Regions from separate parts of the Homo sapiens genome. Here regions 1, 2 and 3 are each linked to region 4. Evidence: chromatin contacts called from ENCODE Hi-C or POLR2A ChIA-PET data. All regions are on one chromosome and are shown on one strand. The core of a region is the stretch at or near the end of the contact, and the rest is flanking DNA. Distances in the headings are between cores, read along the strand shown.

Evidence for each region. A loop is a pair of places that touch in the nucleus more often than their neighbours do. ChIA-PET counts read pairs that join two places held with the same protein, here RNA polymerase II (POLR2A). Pooled maps may share reads with other maps.
Region 1: a loop to region 4 is called in a map with no recorded cell type, with 6 times the contacts of the local background. The contact joins the promoter of CD37 here to the promoter of DBP in region 4. A Hi-C loop is called at or near these places in 5 of 37 single-sample maps with no recorded cell type and 6 of 50 pooled maps. POLR2A ChIA-PET finds 5 or more read pairs at or near these places in 2 of 52 experiments (Caco-2 and GM12878).
Region 2: a map of CD8-positive, alpha-beta T cell shows a loop between it and region 4 (11-fold over the local background). The contact joins the promoter of PRR12 here to the promoter of DBP in region 4. A Hi-C loop is called at or near these places in 2 of 168 maps with a recorded cell type or tissue (both CD8-positive, alpha-beta T cell), 2 of 37 single-sample maps with no recorded cell type and 11 of 50 pooled maps. POLR2A ChIA-PET finds 5 or more read pairs at or near these places in 1 of 52 experiments (A673).
Region 3: a loop to region 4 is called in a map of ascending aorta, with 4 times the contacts of the local background. The contact joins the promoter of DKKL1 here to the promoter of DBP in region 4. A Hi-C loop is called at or near these places in 1 of 168 maps with a recorded cell type or tissue (ascending aorta) and 3 of 50 pooled maps. POLR2A ChIA-PET finds 5 or more read pairs at or near these places in 1 of 52 experiments (activated T-cell).

Annotation. Positions count from the first base shown.
Region 1 is chr19:49,334,156-49,339,058 of GRCh38, reverse strand. CD37 (CD37 molecule) reads right to left here and starts at 3,653. Exons shown (of 8, transcript NM_001774.3): 1 at 3,450-3,653; 2 at 3,273-3,345; 3 at 2,026-2,150; 4 at 1,838-1,912; 5 at 1,030-1,134; 6 at 123-359. The coding sequence starts at 3,518. It also overlaps a transcript of SLC6A16 not described here. RefSeq lists enhancers at 3,423-3,542, 4,033-4,102.
Region 2 is chr19:49,589,259-49,594,748 of GRCh38, reverse strand. PRR12 (proline rich 12) reads right to left here and starts at 3,567. Exons shown (of 14, transcript NM_020719.3): 1 at 3,009-3,567; 2 at 1,310-1,422; 3 at 134-295; 4 at 1-52. The coding sequence starts at 3,094. PRRG2 (proline rich and Gla domain 2) reads right to left here. Exons shown (of 7, transcript NM_000951.3): 6 at 4,697-4,849; 7 at 3,745-4,378. The coding sequence ends at 4,360. RefSeq lists silencers at 1,219-1,318, 2,879-3,128, 3,289-3,618, 4,479-4,638, 4,649-4,748 and enhancers at 1,829-1,908, 2,396-2,895.
Region 3 is chr19:49,361,312-49,366,465 of GRCh38, reverse strand. DKKL1 (dickkopf like acrosomal protein 1) reads right to left here and starts at 2,589. Exons shown (of 5, transcript NM_014419.4): 1 at 2,458-2,589; 2 at 1,712-1,884; 3 at 817-957; 4 at 581-673. The coding sequence starts at 2,467. TEAD2 (TEA domain transcription factor 2) reads left to right here and starts at 4,050. Exons shown (of 13, transcript NM_001256660.2): 1 at 4,050-4,133. RefSeq lists enhancers at 4,257-4,965, 4,966-5,154.
Region 4 is chr19:48,634,614-48,640,203 of GRCh38, reverse strand. DBP (D-box binding PAR bZIP transcription factor) reads left to right here and starts at 2,825. Exons shown (of 4, transcript NM_001352.5): 1 at 2,825-3,348; 2 at 4,214-4,624. The coding sequence starts at 3,210. CA11 (carbonic anhydrase 11) reads left to right here. Exons shown (of 9, transcript NM_001217.5): 4 at 1-109; 5 at 321-416; 6 at 583-655; 7 at 745-899; 8 at 1,151-1,316; 9 at 2,060-2,258. The coding sequence ends at 2,085. It also overlaps the pseudogene SEC1P. RefSeq lists an enhancer at 1,608-1,777 and silencers at 2,388-2,607, 2,778-2,887, 3,118-3,237, 4,274-4,333, 4,454-4,763 and 1 more.

The sequences.
Region 1 (4,903 bases), core at 2,404-4,903, 700 kb before region 4:
CTGCCGTACCTTTCCTTTTCTCGTAGACCCCGCCCTTTCTCAGGCCGCTACTCACTGACAGCCCTCCCCCTCCCGCAGGCCCCGCCCCATTCGACAGGTTTATGCTCCGAACCCCTGCCCACCTCGCGGTAGATGTGGCTCTCTGCAGGGACAGCGCAGATGTCTGCACTGTGTCTGGACCGCGCCAGGTGTCCAAGCCTGCTGAGCTGGGGCAAGATCACCTTATCTAGGATTGTGGAGTCGTTGGTCGCCGACAAGTTGTAGCAGGAGCAGGGCACGCGGTGCGCCTCCGACCCGTTACCTCTCAGGATGAGGACTTGGAACCAGTCCTGCGGGTAGTGCCAGCCGCAGCAGCGCAGCTGGGAGAGGGATACGAGTCAGAGGGACCGGGACTGGAGACATATGATGTTGGGGATCAGGGGACAAGGTGATGGGTATGAGGTCAGGTCGGGGAGCAGGGGACTAAGTGGTGGGTGTGGAGTGGGGGACAGTGGGCTGGGGTCACGATGGGGCCGGAGCCAGGGGACATTACGGGAACATGGGGCTGGGAAAGACGAGTCACGGGGTGACCTGGGGCTGGGGAAGGAGCTGCAGGGTCGCGCTGTGGACTAGAGATTGGGTGGGTGGTGCAATTGAGCCTCTGATACCCGACAGGTGAATAGGAGTGCGAGACCATGTGAGTCTCATCGGGGGCGGGGTCCGGTGGAAGCCAGAGTCACTACGGGGTAGGAAGCCGTGTCTCGCTAGGGTCTTGGGACTAGGGGCCTGACAACCTCTGGTCGGGGCGGGGGCGGGGGCGGAGTCTCTCGAGGTAGATGGCGAAGCCACGCCAGGGTCTGGGTACTGGGAGACCAGGCGACGCCGGGGACAGTTGTGTCATCTGGGGAGTGGGGAGCGTCGGGCCTGGGAGGGATTGGGGTGTGTTAGGATCGTAGAGCTGGGGGTCGGGCCCACGTTGGGGTGGAGTCTCCTCCAAGCACAGGGCTGAGGCGGGTCAGTCCGGGAGGGAACTGGAGGAGGGGGGCTTACCTGGAACTGCACATAGTCCCAGCTCTCCTCGGCCGCGGTCTCCTCGGGGTTGGTGCCGTACTTTTGGATGGTTTTCTCTACGACGTCCCGCAAGCTTCGCTCCAGCTGAGAGGCCACCAGTGAGGCTGGGCCTTATCTTCCCCGCCCCACCCCTCCCCCTCTCAGGCTGTGCCAGCCTCAGGCGGGCCCTGTGCATCTCTGGGCCAGTCTCAAATCCTTACTGAATGGCTAGCTCTGTGTACTTCAGGTCTGTCTTTCTGTTTCTTCCACTATTTCTACGGCTCATAAGTCTCTGTCTCTTCTTTCAGGGCGTCTATTTCTTTCTCTTGTTCTCTCTTTTTCCCGTGTGTTTCCCTTTGGAGCTGTTTATGCCTGTCTCCCTTGGTCCAGGTCGGTGTGTCTTTCTATTAATTTATTTTTTGAGACAGGGTCTCACTCTGTCACCCAGGCTGAGTGCATGGCTCACTGTAGCCTCAAACTCCCTGGCTCAAGTGATCCTCCCACCTCGACCTCCCAAGTAGCTGGGACCCCAGGTGCACACCATCACACCCGGATTTTTTTTTTAAATATAGATGGGGTCTCACTATGTTGCCCAGGCTGGTCTCAAACTCCTGGACTCCCACCTCAGCCTCCCAAAGTGCTGGGATTATGGGATTACAGGCGTGAGCCACCAGGCCCAGCCTCTTATTTCTCTTTATCTAGGTTAGCCCCTGTCTGCCCTTGTTTCGGTCTCTCTCCACCCTCTCCCACCACTCCCTTCCCTCTCCTCCCTGCTGGGGGTGGGTGGTGGCCACTGCAGGAAGCTCACCTGGGCCCGCTGAGTGGAGATGAGGATTCCCAGGGTGATCTGTGTGGCAAACAGGAGCAGCAGCATCCCAAAATACTGGGGAGCAGAGTGGAGAGATCAGGCTGACCACCCCTGCAACCCCGGCCCAGGCCATTTTTGAGGGTGGGGATAGGAGTGTTCCTAGGGACGGAGAGGGATGGTGCACTCACCAGGCCCAGGAGGCAGCGGAGCTCCTTGAGGGCCCCCACACAACCCAGGAGGGCGATGCCCATGGTGAAGATTCCTGAGATGGCCAGGACTTTGGACCAGATCTGCAGAGGCACGAAGGCCAAGCCTGGGAGAGGTGAGGGGAGTGATGATGAGCTGTGTGGCACAGCTCCAGGCAGCCCCATTTCCCACCTAGGCAGCCACCCAAGTGGGGAGCAGTATCTTGGTGCCCCTCTCTCTGGGACTCTGTCCCTGCCCCACCCTGAGTCCCTGTTTCCTTCTGAAACTTTCTCTTCTTTCTGGGCCTGTTTCCCGTCCCTGGATCTCTGTCTCTCTTCCTCTTACCCTCTCCTTCCTCCTTCAGCTCCTCCTCGTCCCCAGTAGTTTCAGCCCTATCACTTGTTCTGTGACATTGGCTTGGCTCCTTAAACCTCCCTGAGGCATAGGAGATGATATCTATTTCTTAGGGTTTTTTTTTGAGTTGGAGCCTCGCTCTGTCCCCCAGGCTGGAGTGCAGTGATGTGATCTCGGCTCACTGCAACCTCTGCCTCCCAGGTTCAAGTGATTCTCCTGCCTCAGCCTCCCTAGTAGCTGCGACTACAGGCATGTGCCACCATGCCTGGCTAACGTTTTGTATTTTTGAGTAGAGACAGGGTTTCACCATGTTGGCCAGGCTATTCTCGAACTCCTGACCTCAAGTGATCCACCTGCCTCGGCTTCCCAAAGTGCTGGAATTACAGGTGTGAGCCACCGCGCCCGGCCCCTAGGGTCATTTTGAGAGACACATGAGGACATGTGTTCAACCCAGTCCTCAACACAGGGCAAAGACTTCTTAAATATGAGCGTTTAGGGTTATATTTCATTATTATTTAGGGTCATACTTCATTATTATTTTCCTATTATTAATGTTATTTTGGCTCTTTTACGTCCTTGCTGTATGACATCCATCAAGGGGCTTCCCCTCTCTGAACCTCAAGCGAGGGGAAGGTTTGTGGGGGCATCTGACCAGCCACAAGTCCCGACAGATAGGAAGTGCTTGAGAAATGGCTCTCATGATCATTGTTGTTTGTATGCACAACCCCATTTGCCGGAAGAAGACTCAGGCTCCAAGAAGCCTCCGGTGAGCAGTGGATGGGAGCCTGTAGCCTGCCTGCAGAGTAGGGCACCGTAGGTCTCCCTGAGACAAGGGAGACCCCAGGAAGTTGCTTGGGTTGGGGGAGGCCCTCCCACCTGCCCCAGCCCCCCTCACCCACAAAGGACACGAAGCTGGTCTTGTCAATGAGGATCCAGATGCCGAAGCAGAAGATCAGGCTGCCGAGGACCTGGGGAGAGGAGATGCGGATACGGGGGTGGGCCACAGGGGAAGATGAGGGCTGGGTTAGCGGCAGGGGCTGGGCCCCGGCTGGGTAGCCATGAGGCAACTCACGAAGAAGAAGAGGTTGAAAACGAAGAGGAAGTACTTGATGAGGCTGAGGCAGCTCTCCTGGGCTGACATCTTCACCTAGTGGGGTAAGCGGTCCACTCACCACACAGAAGAGGTGCTGACAGTGGGGGAGACAGGGAGAAAGAAAGAGGCTGAGAGAGAAAGAGAGACGGAGAGCTGAGAGAGAAAGGAAGAACCCCAAAAGAGGAAGTTCCAGGGGTGGGGCTCCACCCACTCCCGCTTCATGTAAGGTGGCTTTCTGTCTCTCTCTCTGTCCCTGTCTCCCTCACCTGCTCCACTGGGACACATGCTCTGGTACCTGAGGGGCCTTGGAATTTGTGGGCACCAAGGACTCATGGGGCAGTCCCTCCCAGGTCTCCATGTCTCAGGCGCTGGGGGATCTAAAGGGACCCCTGATCTACTGGAACCCACCTCTGGGCATGGGGACCTCAGGGCTGACCCTGGACAGCAGCTGACCTCACAGACACTCTGACCTCATGGCCTGCTAAGCTCTCCCATCTCTGCATCCAGCTGTGTCTCCCATTTCCTGCCCTGGGTCTCTTGTTCCTCCTCTCTGGGTCTTTGTCCCCACCTTCCTGCTACTCCCCATCTCTGTCCCCTTATCTCAGCAGAGTCTCTCCCTCCTCTGGGTCTCTGTCCTCCTGCCTCCTGGGGTCTCTATCCTCCCTCTCTCTGTGTTTCTTTATTTTATTTATATATTTGTTTCTTTTTGAGACAGGGTCTCACTTTTCACCCAGGCTGGAGTACGGTGGGGAAAACAGCTCACTGTAGCCTGGGCTCAAGCTATCCTCCCACCTCTGCCTTCTGAGTAGCTGGGATTACAGGTGCACACTACCATGCCTGGCTAATTTTTGTATTTTTTGTAGAAATGGGGTCTTGCTATGGAGTGGGAGTGTTGTATTTTTTATATTTAATTAAAAAAAAACAGAGATAGGGTCTCACTAGGTTGCCCAGGCTGGTCTGGAACTCCTGGACTCAAGCGACCCTCCTGCCTTGGCCTCCCAAAGTGTTGGGATTACAGGCGTGAGCCACTGTGCCTGGCCTCTCTCTGCTTCTGGCCCCTTCTTTGGGTCCTTCCTCCTTTCTCTCTTCATCTCTCTTTTGTTTTTGTTTTTGAGACAGGGTCGCCCAGGCTGGAATGCAGTAGTGCGATCATAGCTCACTGCAGCCCCAACCTTCCCAGGCTCGAGCAATCCTTGCACCTCAGCCTCCCAAGTAGCTGGGACTACAGGTGCACACCACCATGCCTGGCTAATTTTCTTCATTTTTTGTAGAGATGGGAGTCTCACTGTGTTGCCTAGGCTGGTCTCAAATTTCTGGGCTCAAGTGATCCTCCTGCCTTGGCCTCCTAAAGTGCTGGGATTATGGGCGTGAGCCACTGTGCCCAGCCTGTCTTCTTTTCTCTGTCTCCCCCTTCCCCACTTGTTTTTGTGCCT
Region 2 (5,490 bases), core at 2,318-4,817, 950 kb before region 4:
CCCGGCAGGGCACCCGAGATGAAGAGCTCCGTGGGGCCTGGCGTGTGCATGGCTGGAGATGAGGAAGACCGCGCGTCAGAGAGAACAGCGAGCCAGTCCCACCCTGGCCCTGCAGGGCCGGCGCTGGGCTTACCTGTTTGCCAGGAAGGACTGCGGAACTGGGAGAGGAGAGAGGAGGCGGAGGGGCCAGGCTGGGGGCCCCGGGATTCCAGGGCCGAGATAAGGTTCATGACGGAGGCGTCGGGCCCTGCTGAGCCCGCGTGGTGGAGGCCAGTGTCGAAGAGTCCAGAGAGGCCTGGCCGGGGACAGGGGTTATAGTCAGCCAGGTGGGGGTGGGTAGGATACAGTCAAGAGAGAAAGGGAAGAGGCCAAAAGCAAGTTGGATCAGGAAAAGGAGGGGATGGGAGAGAAAAGGGCAAATTCAAAAACAAGATGGATAGAACCAAGCTAATGAGACATGAATGAGGGGAGGGAAGGGGGAAAGGTGAGACAGTAAAGCAAGACAAGGGGCAATCCAGTCATAAGGACAGGGGGCCCAGGTAGGAAATGGTAGACAAAAGTGTAGAAAAATCTAGAAGCGAAAGAGCCAGGAGCAAAAGAACAGAGTCCTCAGTAAGGCTGGGAGGGAGACCAAATTTGGATATTTCCAGCAAGGAAGAGGAAAGGATGGGACAATGAAGTCTAAGAAAGACCAGAGAACGTGTCAGAAAGGATTGAGCTAAGTGGGAGGGTTCAGAAAAAAAGATGGGGAGGGAAAAAGGGAAGGAGCCAATCAGGAGGGTCAAGGGTCAAACTGGACAGCATCATGTCATTACCAGTACCCCTAGGAAGAGGGAACCAATCAGAAACCTTGGAGGCAAAGGCAAGGTGGGTAGAATAAGGCAATGGGGCAAAATAAGATAAAACAGGGCGGGCCAGAGAATTAGAGCCAATCAGGAAGAAAGGGAATCAGGAAGAAAGAATTCAGAGTTCCAAAGAGCCAAAAGAATAGGGCAAACCCAGAGGGAAAGAATTGGGGTGGGTTGGGGAGAGGCGGAAAAGCCTGGAAGAGAAGGTGGGATTTGGGGGCTGATGGTAACAGGGCCAATTGGAGCGAAAGGGGAGGGGCGAGGCAGGGGCGGACGAATCCGGCGAGAAATGAAGCAGCGACCAGCAGCCTCAAAGGCAACCAATCAGAGGAGACACAGCAAGGGGCGGGCCACGGCACGGGCCACGGCCAATTAGGAGGGGCGGAACTTTCAACAGCCAATCAGCTGCCTCGGGGGGAGGGGGAGGGCCAGCCCAAAGCGGGGCGGGATGGGGGCCGTACCTGCCGGGTGGTGGTTGGTGGCATAGCTTTGCAGTGGGTGGGGGGCCGCATAGGCCTGGCGGTGTAAGATGTCCGTCTCGGGGTGCGAGGTCCTGGAGCTGCCATAAACCAAGCTGGGGGGAAAGGGGAGACGTCAGGGGGTTCTTCCAAGCTGCCTTCTGAGAAGGAAGCTCAGAAAACCCCCCGGGGAGTTGGGGGGACCCTTCCAGCTGACCGGGGTGGGGGGTGTTAAGCTAAGGAACCGTAGGCCCTAAAGGGGAGAACACAAGGGAATCGGGGTGCTCAACTAAAGAGCCACAGAAATGGCCCCCACTCCAGAGCCCGAATAAAGAGAGCCCGGATAGTCTCACGTTTACAAACAGGCATGCTCAGAGACGAGACTAACACACAGAAGAGGGTCCAAGGCAGAGCAAGCGTCTTGATTTGCAAATGAGAGCCCTCCCCCGTCGACCCCACAAACCCCCCCCAGCCCCCGTTCCGGCGACACAGGCTATGGGGCCAACGCCAGAGGTCCACATGGACGCCTCCTCTTCCGTAGACACACGGGAACACATAGGCCCTGAACTTCATGGGGTGGTGCAGAACAAGTTGGGAGCAGGAGGAAGATCGGTTCCCAAGCGGCAACGGTTTGGGGGGTGGAGAGAAGAGGGAATAAGACCTGGGGAAAGTACCAGGTACAAGTGTGAACAAGAACACCGACCATCCCCGGGGGTTGAGGTTCAAATGCATGGGCCCATGCAATGCCAGGTATGTGTGCAAACGGGTATCCAACTCACCCGTGGGGAAGAAAAGATATAGACGGAGGAATCCCACACGGAAAATCCTGACACACTTGGGGTTATGCCCTGCTGGGAAATCCAGGTGTGTTGGGGGGGAGGTGCTGGGGATAGGTGAAGTGTGAGGGCGCCACACCAATAAGCAACAGGAAAGGGGCAGATTCACAGGTGAACACGCTGCCAGCCACGCACGCACAGGGCCCACGCTCAGACACACAAACACACACCCGGGAAACATCCGACTCTTCCCATGCAACGGCACCAGTCCGTGGCCAGACTCAAGAGGGCAAACGCTCCACTCCTTGCGATCAACTAGGATTCTCTGCCTTTGGGGGTGGGGGCATTAAAGGGGGCGTGTCCCAGACGCCTGACCCCCTCCCTTACACACACACAACCCCAGCTTAGGAAGGGGGCGGGGCCCCGTGCCCACTCTGCGCGCGGAATTCTTGGGGGGGCGCCTAGTGGCGCGGCCTCGCACAGTCCCGGAACAATAGGACCTGAGAGGGGGTTCGCGCCCCCCAGATCTGCGTTCTAATTCTTCTCTTCTTCCCACCTTTGCAAGAGCAGTGCCTGGGGCGCGGGGGGGAGGGGTCACCAAGCCGGGAATCCAAGGATGGGGGGAAGTCCAGGCCTTGCTTCGCCAGTCCCTCCCACCTTCCCAAGGCCTTCCCGTCCGAAATTGTTTTGCACCCCCATTTTCCCGCTGCAATTCTCCCTTTGCATGCCGGAGCTGGCTTTGGCGGAGTTTGCAATTTGCAAACTGGGGCGGCGGCGTTGTTACAAACCGAGGAAGGCCGCTCCCTTGCAAGCCGGAGGGGAGTTTGCGATGCACGCGTCGCCGGGCGGGCCCGGCCCGGCCCGGCCCGGCCCGGCTGGGCTCCCACCCCTTGGCCCCCTTCTCTAGGCCACCCTCAGCTCCTTACCTAGCTTTCGCTGACCTCTCGTAACTCCATCCCGCCCCGGCGCCGAGCGGGTCCCCGAAGCCGGCGCTGGGGTAGTTCCTGTCCATGAATTGGCCGCGGTGGAAATTGGGGGGAGGGGGAGGGAGGGAGGGAGGGAGGGGGCGCGCGCGCGCTCTCCTCCGCCGCCGCTCCCTCCGCTGCTGCTTTTTTTTCCCCCCTTTTCTCTCTCTCTTTTTTTCTTTGCAGCCGCCGAAGGCCCGGGAAGGCCCCGGGCGGGGGAGGGAGGGGGCAGGGGCGGAGGGGCGGGCAAGGGAGGGGGTGCAGTCGCTGAGCCAAGGAAGGGGGAAGGGGGGTTCCCCCTAGAGGAGGGAAGGGGGGAGGAGGGACCCCGCTGTCTCCGCCTTTGCCCCGGCGCTTGCGAGAGAAAAGGGGGGGCGCGCGCTCGGGAGGGGGCGTCCCGGGCGGCCCCGGGGTGGGTGCAGGCGCTGGGTGCTCGCTCTCTCGCCGCCGCCGCCGCCGCCTCCTCCTCCTCTGCGCTCACGGTGCAGCCATCTTTGCACAAGGCGGCTGGGGGAGGGGGGAGGGGAAGGGGGGGCGGGCGGCGGGGTGTCTGGCTGCGCTCCGCTTCCTCCCACAATCCCGTGCAAATGCAAAAAAAAAAAAAAAAAAAGGGAGAGTGAGAGAGAGACTGAGCGCGAGCAGGGCCTGGGGGTGTAGGGCGCGTTTGCACAGAAAACCAGTTCCGATGCGCCCGGGATCGCAGTTCATTTCATTATTATTTTTTGCATTATTTCTGCTTTTTTTGGTCTCCTTTCCGAAGGGTTTTTATTTAGGGGAACAGCTCAACTCCAGCTCCCTGGGTGCAATGCGAGCCTGCCCGCACCGAGCGCGCTTGCAAATATGCCCCCCGCCCTTTCCCTGGGTTACGAAGTGCCCCTGTACCGCACGGGGAGTGCACGAAGACACGCGTGTGCACAGGCGGGGCTCTGCGTGTGCGTACCCTGTGGCACTGGAGGGGGCTGTCAGGTCATATCTGCCCATACACAAGATGGCACAGCCGGGGCTGGGCTCCTGGGTCCGAATTTCCCCGCGCGTCTGCCTACCACGGGGGCGGAACTGACCAGTGCCCTCACGGTCAGGAGAGTGTGGGGGCCCGTGAGGGGCCAGGACACGGGAACACGTTGCCGAAAACATGTGTATATCCATACGCGGCGGAAACGCGTGTGCCAGGGCAGGCCTCGGGCCGGATGACCCCTACTCCCACCATTCCCCACTCCAAGTCCAGCTTCGGCGTCTATGAGGCCTAGCGGCTTCCGGAATCCGGTATGAATCAGGGGCACGGTTCGGAGAGCCGGGTCTCGAAAGCAGCTCTTCAGTGAGGCCTCCTGAGGCTGCAAGAGGAAAGGCACACTAGGGAGTCAAAGATCTGGCTGTTTTTCTCCCCCCTTCAACCAGGACCACTCCGACCGCCCTTGGCGTCTCAGCCAATCCAGGACCCTCTGGGCACAGGCCCCACCCTCCTATACGGCTCCACACATACAACGCTGGGCCACGCCCCTAGACCATTGCATGGGGCCCCGCCCCCGCACTCCAAGCCCCGCCCCAGGTAAGAAGGCCCAAATTCCAAGTCCCGCCCCTGAGCCCAGGTTCCTCCTCCAACGTGCCCACCCCTCTGCGCCCCGCCCCCGGGCAGAAGCCACGCCCCATACCTGGTGTAGGGGGGTGGAGGTGCGTCGTGTACCCCAGAGGCTGCCAGCGCCTGCTCATAGGTGGGGAGGCCTGGGGGTGGGGGTGGGGGTGGAGGCAGGGGCGTCGGTGGGCCCAGAGGGTTCAAAGGACTCAGAGGGCTAATGAGCCCGGCCCTGGGGACAGCAAAGGTACAGTTAGCAGAGGCAACTTACAGGATACCTAGACTAGGGAGGAAGAGAGGGGATCTAGGAGACGGAGACTCAGGGTGACACTGGGACAGAGCTGGAAGGGAGGTGGACTTCAGAAAAGGAGGGTCACCTTCAGCCTAGCCTTACACACAGAAAAGCGCCTCAAATGACAGGCAGCTGCACACAGACAGGTAGACACAGAAATCAGCAACCACAGAGACACACTCTTATTCAGACACACTCATGTGCACCAGATACAGGCAGAGCAATAGAGAAAAAGACAGCCCTGCCGGGTGCATGGCGCACACCTGTAGCTCTAGTTCCTCAGGAGGCTGAGGTGGGAGGATTTCTTGAGCCCAGGAAATTGAGGCTGCAGTGAACTGTGAACCGGCCACTGCACTCCAACATGGGCAACAGAGTGAGACTTTGTCTTTTTTTAAAAAAAAAAAAAAAAAAAAGGGCCAGGCGTGGTGGCTCACACCTGTAATCCCAGCACTTTGGGAGGCCAAGGCGGGCAGATCACCTGAGGTCAGGAGTTCGAAACCAGCCTGACCAACATAGAGAAACCCATCTCTACTAAAAATACAAAATTAGCTGGGCGTAGTGGAGTGCGCCTATAATCCCAG
Region 3 (5,154 bases), core at 1,340-3,839, 730 kb before region 4:
ATTGACTATTATGTAGTTAAAAAAAAAAAAGAAAACCACTTTGATACAAAACCCTCTAGGGTCTACTAAACCCTTGCAGATGTATTCTGAGGTCAAAAATCTCATTTCTGACAGTTGGATTGCCCCACTTGAGAGATGGCAAAACTGAGGCTCAGAAGGAGGAAGTTCCACACAGAGGAGTAAGAGGGTCAGTTCCTCTTCTTGTCCTCCTAAACTACAGAAAATGTTAGGGCCTCACCAGGCATGGTGGCTCATGCCTGTAATCCCAGCACTTTGGAAGGCCAAGATGGGCAGATCACTTGAGGTCAGGAGTTCAAGACCAGCCTGACCAACATGGAGAAACCCTGTCTCTACTAAAAAAATACAAAAAATTAGCCGGGCGTGGTGGCAGGTGCCTGTAATCCCAGCTACCAAGGAGCTTGAGGCAGGAGAATTGCCTGAACTTCGGAGGCGGAGGTTGCAGTGAGCCAAGATCGTGCCACTGCACTCCAGCCTGGGTGACAGAGTGAGACTCTTCTTTAAAAAAGAAAAAAAGAAAATGTTTGGGCCTGGACACTTTGACGGCGGGGCACGTCCTAACCTTCAAATCACCCTCGAAGCTCCCCTCCGCTGGTTGAATGGATGCCACCACATTCTCGGAGATCAGCACCTCTCCTGTCTTGTTGTCGGTCATCTGTGAGGATCCGATGAGAGAGTGAGAGCAAACCTGCTTTCCTCCTCCGCCCTCCTTCCCTCCCAACAGATACTGCAGCACGAGGGATGGCGGGATGGAGGGATCCCAAGGGGACTTCAGGAAGGGCTTCCCTGCATAGGCACCTTGTCGATCTGGAGGTGGCTGGAGAGGGTGTTGTTCCCCAGCTGGTGCTCCTGGTTCTCCTCTTTGTGGTAGTTCCCAGGGAGGCCCCGGAAGTCCATGGGGGCAGAGAATAAGCTGTCTATGCCCCGAAGCAGGTTACCCTGGGGCCGGAGGAGGGACTGGTGAGCTGCTGGACCTCACATCTCCTCAGTACAGCCCCTTCTGCAGCCCTGCTAGGATGCTCCCGAGGCCTTGCCCCAAGTCCCTCCCATCCCCTTTACTTTCTGCCCTCTGATACTTAGGGCCTAACCTCCGGCCTCCATCCCCCATGAATTCTCTCTCTATTCTCAGTCCCATTGCCTTACTATCCCTGTTCCTCTTCTGTCCCCATCCCCCTCTCCTCCTGTCTCTTTCCCCAGTCTCTTGTCTCTGTCCCATCTCCTCTCTCTTTGCCTGTTACCTTTCCTCTCTTATTTATGCACGTATATATTTATTTGTTTAGAGACAGGGTCTCCTTGTTCTGTCATCCAGGCTGGAGTGCAGTGGTGCTATCATGGCTTACTGCAGCCTCGACCTCCTGGGCTCAAGGGATCCTTCTGCCTCAGCCTCCCAAGCAGCTGGGATTATAGGCGCATGTACCTGCAACTATTTTTTATATTTTTTTGTACAGATGAGGGTCTCACTATGTTACCCAGGCTGGTCTCCAAGTACTGGGCTCCAATGATCCTTCTGCCTCAGCCTCCCAAAGTGCTGTGATTATAGCCTGGGCCCAGTCCCTTCCCTCTTCCTATCTCTTGGTCTCCCTGTTGCCCTCTCATCCTGTCTGTCCCCCTGCCTGGCCCTGAACCATCTCCCACTCTGTGTCCCTGAACCTCTTCTCAGTACTTCTTCCCCCATCCCCCCGCCATCGCTTACTTTCAGGAAAAGTCGGCTGAAGCCTTGGAGTAGGCTCTGGAGGCCTGTGAGACCCAAGGAGCTCTCTTGGGCGTCAGCATCATGGATAGGAGCTGCAGCGGAGGGGATCACCAGGGTAGAGAGGAGCAGCAGCAGGACCAGCAGATGCCGCCTTGCGGGGGCAGGTGGGGAGGCTGTGGCAAGGGTCGGGGTCAGAGCCCCGCACAGTGGCCACGCCCCCACCCAAGACGCCCCTCTCCAGCACCTTGCCCAGGTCGCCTCCCCAGTTCAGGCAACTCCCACACCGCGCTCATTTCCCCCACTGCTTCTTTCTTCTACTCCCACACCCTCCACCTTGCCAGGCCCCGTCTTCTCCCAGGTCTGGCTCTTCTGGGTTCTGTCTCATATGCTTTTTTTTTTTTTTTTTTGAGACCGAGACTCTGTAGTCCAGGCTGGAGTACAGTGGCACAATCACGGCTCACTGCAGCCTCGACCTCCCCGGGCTCAGGTGATTCTCCCACCTCAGCCCCCCGAAGTAGCTGGGACCACAGGCGCGCGCCTCCACGCCCGGCTAATTTTTGTATTTTTTGTAGAGACAGGGTTTCGACATATTGCCCAGGCTGGTCTCGAACTCCTGATCTCAAGCGATCCGCCCACCTGGGCCTCCCAAAGTGTTGGGATTGCAGGCGTAAGCCACAGCACCCGGCCTCATCCAATGGTCTTTTCCTCACTTTCGCCCACGTTCACCACCAGATCTCAATCCTCACCTTCTCCCATACCCCGCCCCTTCTTCTGGGCTCCGCCTTTATGCTAGACCACAGCCCGGGTCACCGGACTCCCGGATTCCGGCCGCCCACGTACTGTTAAAGCCAAACAGTTATGGTCTCGAGCCCAGGTCTGGTCTAGAGCGTTGGTTGCGCTCCGCGAGCCGTAGCCACGCCCCTATTGTCTGACCACGCTCCAAACTTGCCGGCCTCACCCAGGAGCCCGGGCCTCTACTCCATGACCACGCCCTTGGTGACACAGCCACGCCCCATCCTTCGTTCACCACACCCCTTAAGCCAGAGCCGTGAGTTCATTCCCTGGCCACGCCCACACAGTCAGACCACGCCCACGTCAGTTGACCTCAGTCCTGGAGACCAAGTCCTGGAAGTCCTGGCGGTGTTCTCTGATTGCGGCCCTCGTTTCGGAGTCCCGCCCAATCGCAATGGCCACGCCCCTTGGCTGAAAGCCACGCCCCTGCACTGGGCCACGCCCCTGCACTGGACCACGCCCCTGCGTCCCAGATCTTGCCCTCATCACCCCAAGTTCCAGTCCTAGGCTCCTCCTACTGGAGACACCGGAGTACAAGCATCCCTTTTAGCTCTCACTCTAATTGTGTATCTGTTTCGGAACCTTTTCTCCGTGTCCCTTCTGGTTTTCCCGCTCCCGCTCCACTAAAAAGTCCCGTTGTCTCCGGAAACCCTAAATCCAGTCTTATATTTCATCTTCCAAGGAACCCAGAATCAGACTTCCTTTTCCCTGAGGACCTCAGGTCCGGACTCCCGCCCCCTCTAGTCCCGTAATTTTGAACACGCAGCCTTTCACCCTTAAGGGACCGGGCCCTAAGCCATCTTCCCTCAGGCACCAAAGCTCTCTTCCCCGTCCCGGGACAGCCGCCAGCCGTCTCCAGTCCACTAGCGCCTGTAGATGAGGAATCTGCACCTACGTGGGCCTCCAATAAACTCCCGGTGGTCCTGCCCACGACTCTTAACTGTGGTGAGGTCACAAGGAAACCAGGTCGTCATAGGAATCAGTCAAAACCCATCCCCAGACCCCAATCCTCAAAAAAAAAAAAAAACAAAAAAAACAAAAAACAAAAAAACCAAAAACCAAACAGAAAAAAAGAAAAAAAACCTCAGGGCTTAACAGTAAAGACTCTTTGTATTCGTATCACTTCCGCACCCCCAATACACAAACACGAGGGTAGCCGGGATTCCAGGCGCCTAGCCCCGTCCCCTCTCAGACCTAGGAGCCCATATCTCTCTCCAGCCGCTTCCTCTCCCAGACCCAGGAGTCCCAGCCCCCAGACCCAGGAGTCCCAGCCCCCAGCCTCTCCTCCCTCAGATCAGGGGTTTCTGGCTCCTATCAGCCTTTTCCCTCCGACTTGGAGTCCGAACCCCCAATCCCCCTCCTTTCCCAAGCACCCAAATCCTGAGTTCCTACCAGCCCCGAGATAGACTAATCTCTCCCAAAGCAAAAATCCTTCCCCAAACTGTCACCGTCGGATCCCCCTTCCCGCTGTCCGCCGGCCGGGCCCGCCCCCCCCTCCGGTCCCTCCCACTTTTCCCAAACAAAGCTCCCGGCAACTTTCTCCCTCGCAGCGCCCCGCCCGCCCGCGGCTCCCCAGCCCCAGGCCGGGAGGTAGGAAGGCGCCGGCGGGAGTCGGGGATCCTGCTTTGGGGTGTGTGAGTTGGGGTGGGGAGTTGCTTCTTAGGAGGTGAGGCGTGCGTTTGCGGGACCGTCTCTGAATGGTTCGCAGCCCTCTTTTTGCCCGGGGGCCCGAATTTGCTCCCGTGACCGAGCCTCAGTGAGGAGTGGGAACTCTGGCCGGAGTTAGGGTGCCTGCGGCTGGGTCTGAGTTTGGGCGTGCGCGCAGGAGCGGGTGCGGGCCAAGGGCGCTGGCGGGGTGTGGGGCGTGCGTCTGCGGCGGTGTCACTTTGGAGTGAGAAGGACCCCTTGTGTAATCTGGGGGGCATTTGGTCCTTCTTACGGAGAAGGGAGGGCCTCTGGGGTGGCCGAGGGGAGGTTACGGGGCTTTCTGGATCTTAAGTCTTGCCTCTTTGGAGGTTTAGGGTCTGGGGCGGGAAATTAGGGGGACCTTTCTTACCCGGCTCCACCGTCCCTTTGTCTGGCCACATGGGGAAGGGCTGGGCTGGGATTTTGGCCTACGGGGGTCCTGAACGCCGCAGCGCCACTGGGCTTGGCTGGGGTCTTTGTCTGCTATGGTCGGCGGGAGGAGGGGAATAGGGGCCTGGACTCTGGGGTCCTGGGAAAGCTGTGGAGGACATGGAGCCTCCGGGGAGGCGGGATCTGACTGTATTGGAAAAAGTTTTCCCTGTTCCCGGCCTCCGGAAAGTCACTGGGAACTTGAGTTGGATCAGAGCCCACGGCGCACGGGGGAGGGGAGGGGCGGGGCCCGGTGCCGGAGGGGAGTCGCCCTGGCCGGCAAGCCCCTCCCCTGATGGGGGTTGTGGGAAGCTGGGGGAGGGGACGCCTGGGCCCTTTGTTCTGGCTCTTCTGATGGCAGGGCGCCCCTGTCCCCCAGCTTGTGGTTCTGTGGGTCTCTCCTGGTCTCGGCCTCAGCTGCTGCCCTGAGTCTCTGTCCCTGCCCTTTCTAGGTCTCCGTCTCCCTTTCTCTGGGTCTCTGTTGCCCTCTCTCTGAGCCTCTGTCCCCCTCTCTCTGAGTCTGTGTCCCCCTCTCT
Region 4 (5,590 bases), core at 1,576-4,075:
AGGTCCCCTCCTTTACAGCCACCGACTCAGTGAACTGCGGCTGCTGTTTGGAGCTCGCGACGGAGCCGGCTCGGAACATCAGATCAACCACCAGGGCTTCTCTGCTGAGGTAGTGGCCACTGATTGTTTACCCGCCACCCTCCGCCCTGAGTCACCCCAATTCCTCCCACCTCACCCTCTTAGTGTCTCACCCCATCCTCCTCCACAGAACTGGCCTCCCACCCTAAGCACTAATCCTCAGCCTGATTCGGGCCCCCAAAGCTGGGGTCATGCTCTCCTCCCCTTCTGCTGGGGGACCCCATGCTCTGTGCTACCCCCAGGTGCAGCTCATTCACTTCAACCAGGAACTCTACGGGAATTTCAGCGCTGCCTCCCGCGGCCCCAATGGCCTGGCCATTCTCAGCCTCTTTGTCAACGTGAGCGGAGGCGAGATTCAGAGGGAGGGAGCAGTTGGGTGCCTGGAACCCGGGGTCTGAGGGAAGCGGGGTGCTGGGAGGCCCAGACTCCTGGGTCCTGGGGGAGGAGAAGGTTGAGGGCTTGGACTTCTGGGCTCCTGTGTCCTCACCTCGTACCCCCACACAGGTTGCCAGTACCTCTAACCCATTCCTCAGTCGCCTCCTTAACCGCGACACCATCACTCGCATCTCCTACAAGAGTAAGTCCCTGGCGTGCTGGGGGCAGTGGTCACACACGAGGGGGTTCAAGAGTGCCATCCCTCTTTACTCTGGCCTGATATTCCCGCAGATGATGCCTACTTTCTTCAAGACCTGAGCCTGGAGCTCCTGTTCCCTGAATCCTTCGGCTTCATCACCTATCAGGGCTCTCTCAGCACCCCGCCCTGCTCCGAGACTGTCACCTGGATCCTCATTGACCGGGCCCTCAATATCACCTCCCTTCAGGTGACCCTCTGTCCGCACCGCCCTTCCTAGGCCTGGGTACTCCACTCACTGGCCTGGGCATCCCCTTGCTCACCTGCCCTCCCTCTCCTCATAGACTGAACTCAAGTAGGTAAGAGGGTCAGACCACCTTGGGGGTGGGTGGGGCTGAGAACAGACCCCGCCCACCTGCTCCCAGGGGCGGGGTTTCCTGCGTGACGTCACCAAGACCATTCACTATTCACTCCCAGTTTCCCACCCTCCTTCCACTGCAGATGCACTCCCTGAGACTCCTGAGCCAGAATCCTCCATCTCAGATCTTCCAGAGCCTCAGCGGTAACAGCCGGCCCCTGCAGCCCTTGGCCCACAGGGCACTGAGGGGCAACAGGGACCCCCGGCACCCCGAGAGGCGCTGCCGAGGCCCCAACTACCGCCTGCATGGTATGGTCCAGTCTGCACCCCCTCTAAGTCTTGGGCTAACCCTCTTATATGTGTCTCCCCTTGGTGTCTCAGTGTGATTCAGTCCCATCCTCCTTCCTGCGTCTATATGGTCTAGCCTCGTGAGCTGTCTCTTTTTCTCTCTTTCCCTACATGTCTATGTGGTACAGTCCACCTGCCAGCCCTAGGCCATTGCTAGCCCACGATTTGTCTTTCCTCTTCACTGCTTTGTAACTTGGTCTATAACCCTTGACCCCTGCCTTCCTATGGTCCAATTACCTACTGTTCTGTGCTTCCTATTACTGTGAATTTCCAAAATGGTACAATTTGGATCCTCTCTCCCTTTCCAAGTCGTACTACCTTACGCTGTTCCACAATCTGATGCTCCCTTCCCCCTTACTGAGAATCTACAAGGTACAACCCCTTCCCTCCACCTCTGCCTCCCTGTGGTTTAGCCCAGGAATCTCACACACCCCCGGCTTCGCAACATGGTACAGTCCACACCCCCCCCCCCCCATGAAGACCTTCAAGTAGTTCAGCCTACTGCTGAATCTGGACGTCCCGATTCCCCCCTCCTATTGGCTTCTTGTGGTTCAGCCCAGTGCTTCTCGACCTAGTACATTCTGGTTCCCCGCTCGCAGACTTCCGACGGTAGGGCCCAGCGCGGCGCAGCCCACGCCCCCTGCACACCCCCCGCCCCTTCCATCCTATACTGACGCCCCCTGCCGTTGTTCTCTGTCTTACAGTGGATGGTGTCCCCCATGGTCGCTGAGACTCCCCTTCGAGGATTGCACCCGCCCGTCCTAAGCCTCCCCACAAGGCGAGGGGAGTTACCCCTAAAACAAAGCTATTAAAGGGACAGAATACTTCCTGTTTTCTCAGTGGTCTGATTCTAGGCGCGGTGGGGAAACATTTGGGTATTAAAGAACAGACTTCTTCCGGAAACCAATCTTCCTCTTTCTAAACCTCCGCTCTCGGTATTTTGGCTTCCTGCTTCTCAAAACCATCTTTAGGACCGCGGCCCCTTTAAGCGGCGCCCCTTTTCCCCCCATCACCCCCCTCGCCATCAGGCAGCACGAGCAGAGCCATGTGCTTCCCCCTCCCGCCTGCCTCATTGGCCCAAACTGGGTCACGGTCCCGCCCCCCAGTACCGCCTCCCATTGGGCAAATGTAGGTCAGTGTCCCGCCTCCCACCGAAAGGCAAGGCAACTTCACGCGCTGAGCCCCTCACGCGCCCTCCTGGGCCCTGGCGGACCCAGAGGCCCCATTGGCTGTGCGTCTCAAGGTGTCGGAGACGATTGGTCCGTGTTTGCAGCCGGAGGGAGGCACGCGGCTGGGTTGCATGCCCATAGAGGCTGGCGGGGCTGGACGCGCCGGGCGGGGACCCGGAGGAGGGGCGCGCGCTGTGGCGTCGGGTGTTTTGGTTTGGATTTTTTTTTCCGCGAAAGAAGTTTGCTTTGGCCACGCCTCAAGGCGGCCGCCTCCTCCTGCCCCCTCCTCCGCCCCTCCGCGCACACCTCTCGGTGCAGATTGCAAAGCGCCTTCCGTTGCGAGAGCTGCAGATTTTGCAAGAGCCAGGCTCGCCCACCTTGTAGAAGGAGCGCCTTGAGTCCCCTCTCACCCTCGGTTGCAAAGAGCCGACCGCTTGATCTGGACACCCCCTCGCCCAGATTGCATGATCTCCCGGGACCCTCTTGAGTTGCACGTTTCTGCACCGAGGACCTCAAATCCCCGTCGCTCCTAGGATTTGCAGCGTTCTGGATACTGGAGGGTTGCAGGCTACACTCGCCCGCCCCTGGGCAGACACTCGTCCAAACCACTGGAGTGTGCTGGTGACTGGCAGGCCAGCCCTTCGCCTCTCCATGAACCCGTGAGCCTGGGGGCAGGTGCCAGGCGATGGCGCGGCCTGTGAGCGACAGGACCCCGGCCCCTCTGCTGCTGGGCGGCCCGGCCGGGACACCCCCTGGCGGGGGAGCGCTGCTTGGGTTGCGGAGCCTTCTGCAGGGGACCAGCAAGCCCAAAGAGCCGGCCAGCTGTGAGTTCTAACCCCCATCTCACCCACTTCGGACACCCTACCCCCTTAGGGACTCAGGTGCCGTGGGGTGGGGTCCCATAGAAACCTGCGTGCGGGGAGTCCATCTTCCCAACCTTAATCTACTCAATTACTCAGGTGTTTAGGCCCCTAGATCCCTTAGCGCCCAGGACCCAAAAGCGCCGGCTCTGAAGCCCGTCCACCCTAAGGACCCAGGCACCAACGTCCCCAACGTCCTCCCCGCTTAGTTCACAAGAGTGTAGGCCCCAGCCTCCTCTTCCTTTTGGTCCGGGAGTCTGGACCCCTGGGGTCCCAGGGAGGGGGTGTGTCGGGTGCTCACACGGTGGTGACACGGGCTTGGGCGGGGCGTCATGGGGTCACATGGAGTCTAGGGATGAGGGATGTGCCCCAGGAATAGAGCCCCTTCCTGCCCCTTACAGATGGTGGGGGAGGGGAAGGGGGTACAGCGCGCAGGGGATGGGGGTTGGGTAATTACAGTGAAATTACAGAGCTGTCATTTTTTCTCTCACCTGCCCAACCCTCCACCTACCCTGTCCCTGCCCCCCTATTCCTGAACTTCCGTCTCTCTTTCTCTGGTTCGCTGTCTTTCTGTGTGTCTATTCCTTCCCGGCATTCTGTCCCCATCTCTGTGAATCTGTCCACCTGTCTCTGCCACCCCCGTCTCCATTCTTTCTGGGTCTCTCTCCCACTCTGCGTCTCCGTCCCTTTTTCTCCCGTCTCTCCTCTCCGACCCCCCGTCCCCTCTTTCTCTGGATCTCCGCCCTGTGCCTCTCGGACTCGGGGTCTCTTCTCCATCTCTATCTCCCCCACCTCACCCTCATCCCAACCCGTCTTTCCCGGCCCGCAGGTCTCCTGAAGGAAAAGGAGCGCAAGGCGGCCCTGCCTGCAGCCACAACCCCTGGGCCAGGCCTGGAGACTGCGGGCCCGGCGGATGCCCCGGCTGGGGCAGTGGTGGGCGGAGGGTCCCCGCGGGGGCGCCCGGGGCCGGTGCCCGCCCCGGGTCTGTTGGCGCCACTGCTGTGGGAGCGCACGCTGCCGTTCGGCGATGTGGAGTACGTAGACCTGGACGCCTTCCTGCTGGAGCACGGGCTCCCGCCCAGCCCGCCGCCCCCCGGTGGCCCGTCGCCGGAGCCGTCGCCCGCGCGGACGCCCGCACCCTCCCCAGGGCCGGGTTCGTGCGGCTCGGCTTCCCCCCGCTCCTCTCCTGGGCACGCCCCCGCCCGGGCTGCCCTCGGGACCGCCAGCGGCCACCGCGCAGGTGCGGCGAAGGGGGCGGGGCGGGTCCTGACGGGGCGGGGCTTGGACTCAGGGGGCGGGGCTGTGCGACGCTGGGGGCTGGGACCGTGGGACCTGGCTGCGGCCTCGAATTCTGTGTCCAGTTGTCGAGAGGTGTCGTGGGAGGGGGCCAGATTCGGTGTCTCTTAATGGGTCAGGGACCAATGGATCCATGGGGGAGGAGAGACTTGGAACCCTAAATTCCAGGAAGCCTGCCCAATGAGATTTTGTGGGTTTTTCTGTGGGACTTGGGGACAAACGATGTGGATACTCGTGAAGCCAGAACTGGAAGTCCGGAACACCAGAGTTATTTACTGGGGAGTGGACTGACCCCCGAATCTGGGCCCATAATCGATGGAACTGGGATAGGACTGGAGCCCCTAGGTCCTTTACAGGGGCAAAGGCAAAGGAGAGGCACAGAATTCTGTTTACCCAGGACATAAGAGACTGGCAGCCCAGGTCCCTGGGTCCCCCAGTGGGGCGTGCTGCAGCCCCGGGTCCCAGAGTTCTTCAGAAGGGAAAACGTTAGGGATGTTGTTTCTGGATCCTCCAATTGGGGCTGGGGCCAAGCTTCCTATATTCCTAGGAGAGGCCTGGGATCCCAGAATCGTGGTAGCCCAGTGGCGGGGGTTCTGGGAAGGTCCAGGAGGCCGATGCTCCCCGGAGAGCAGGGGGTTGGGAATCTTTGGAGGTTGAGTGGAACTAAGTGACTGGAAGAGCAAGAGGAAAGATGTTTCCCTTTGGGCACATTGAGGTCTCCAGGGACGGACTGCAGGTCGGGGATTCCTGGGCACACCTGCTCCAGGTCCGACCTCCGGGCCGAACCAGGGCCCTACCCTTCCCAGCGGCACATTCCTGCGCCACGTGAGTCCTCCCATCCCTCCTCCGCGCTTCGCGCAGGCGCCTTCAAGCGCGAGGGGGGCGGGGCCGGGGGAACGTGAGGGCGCCG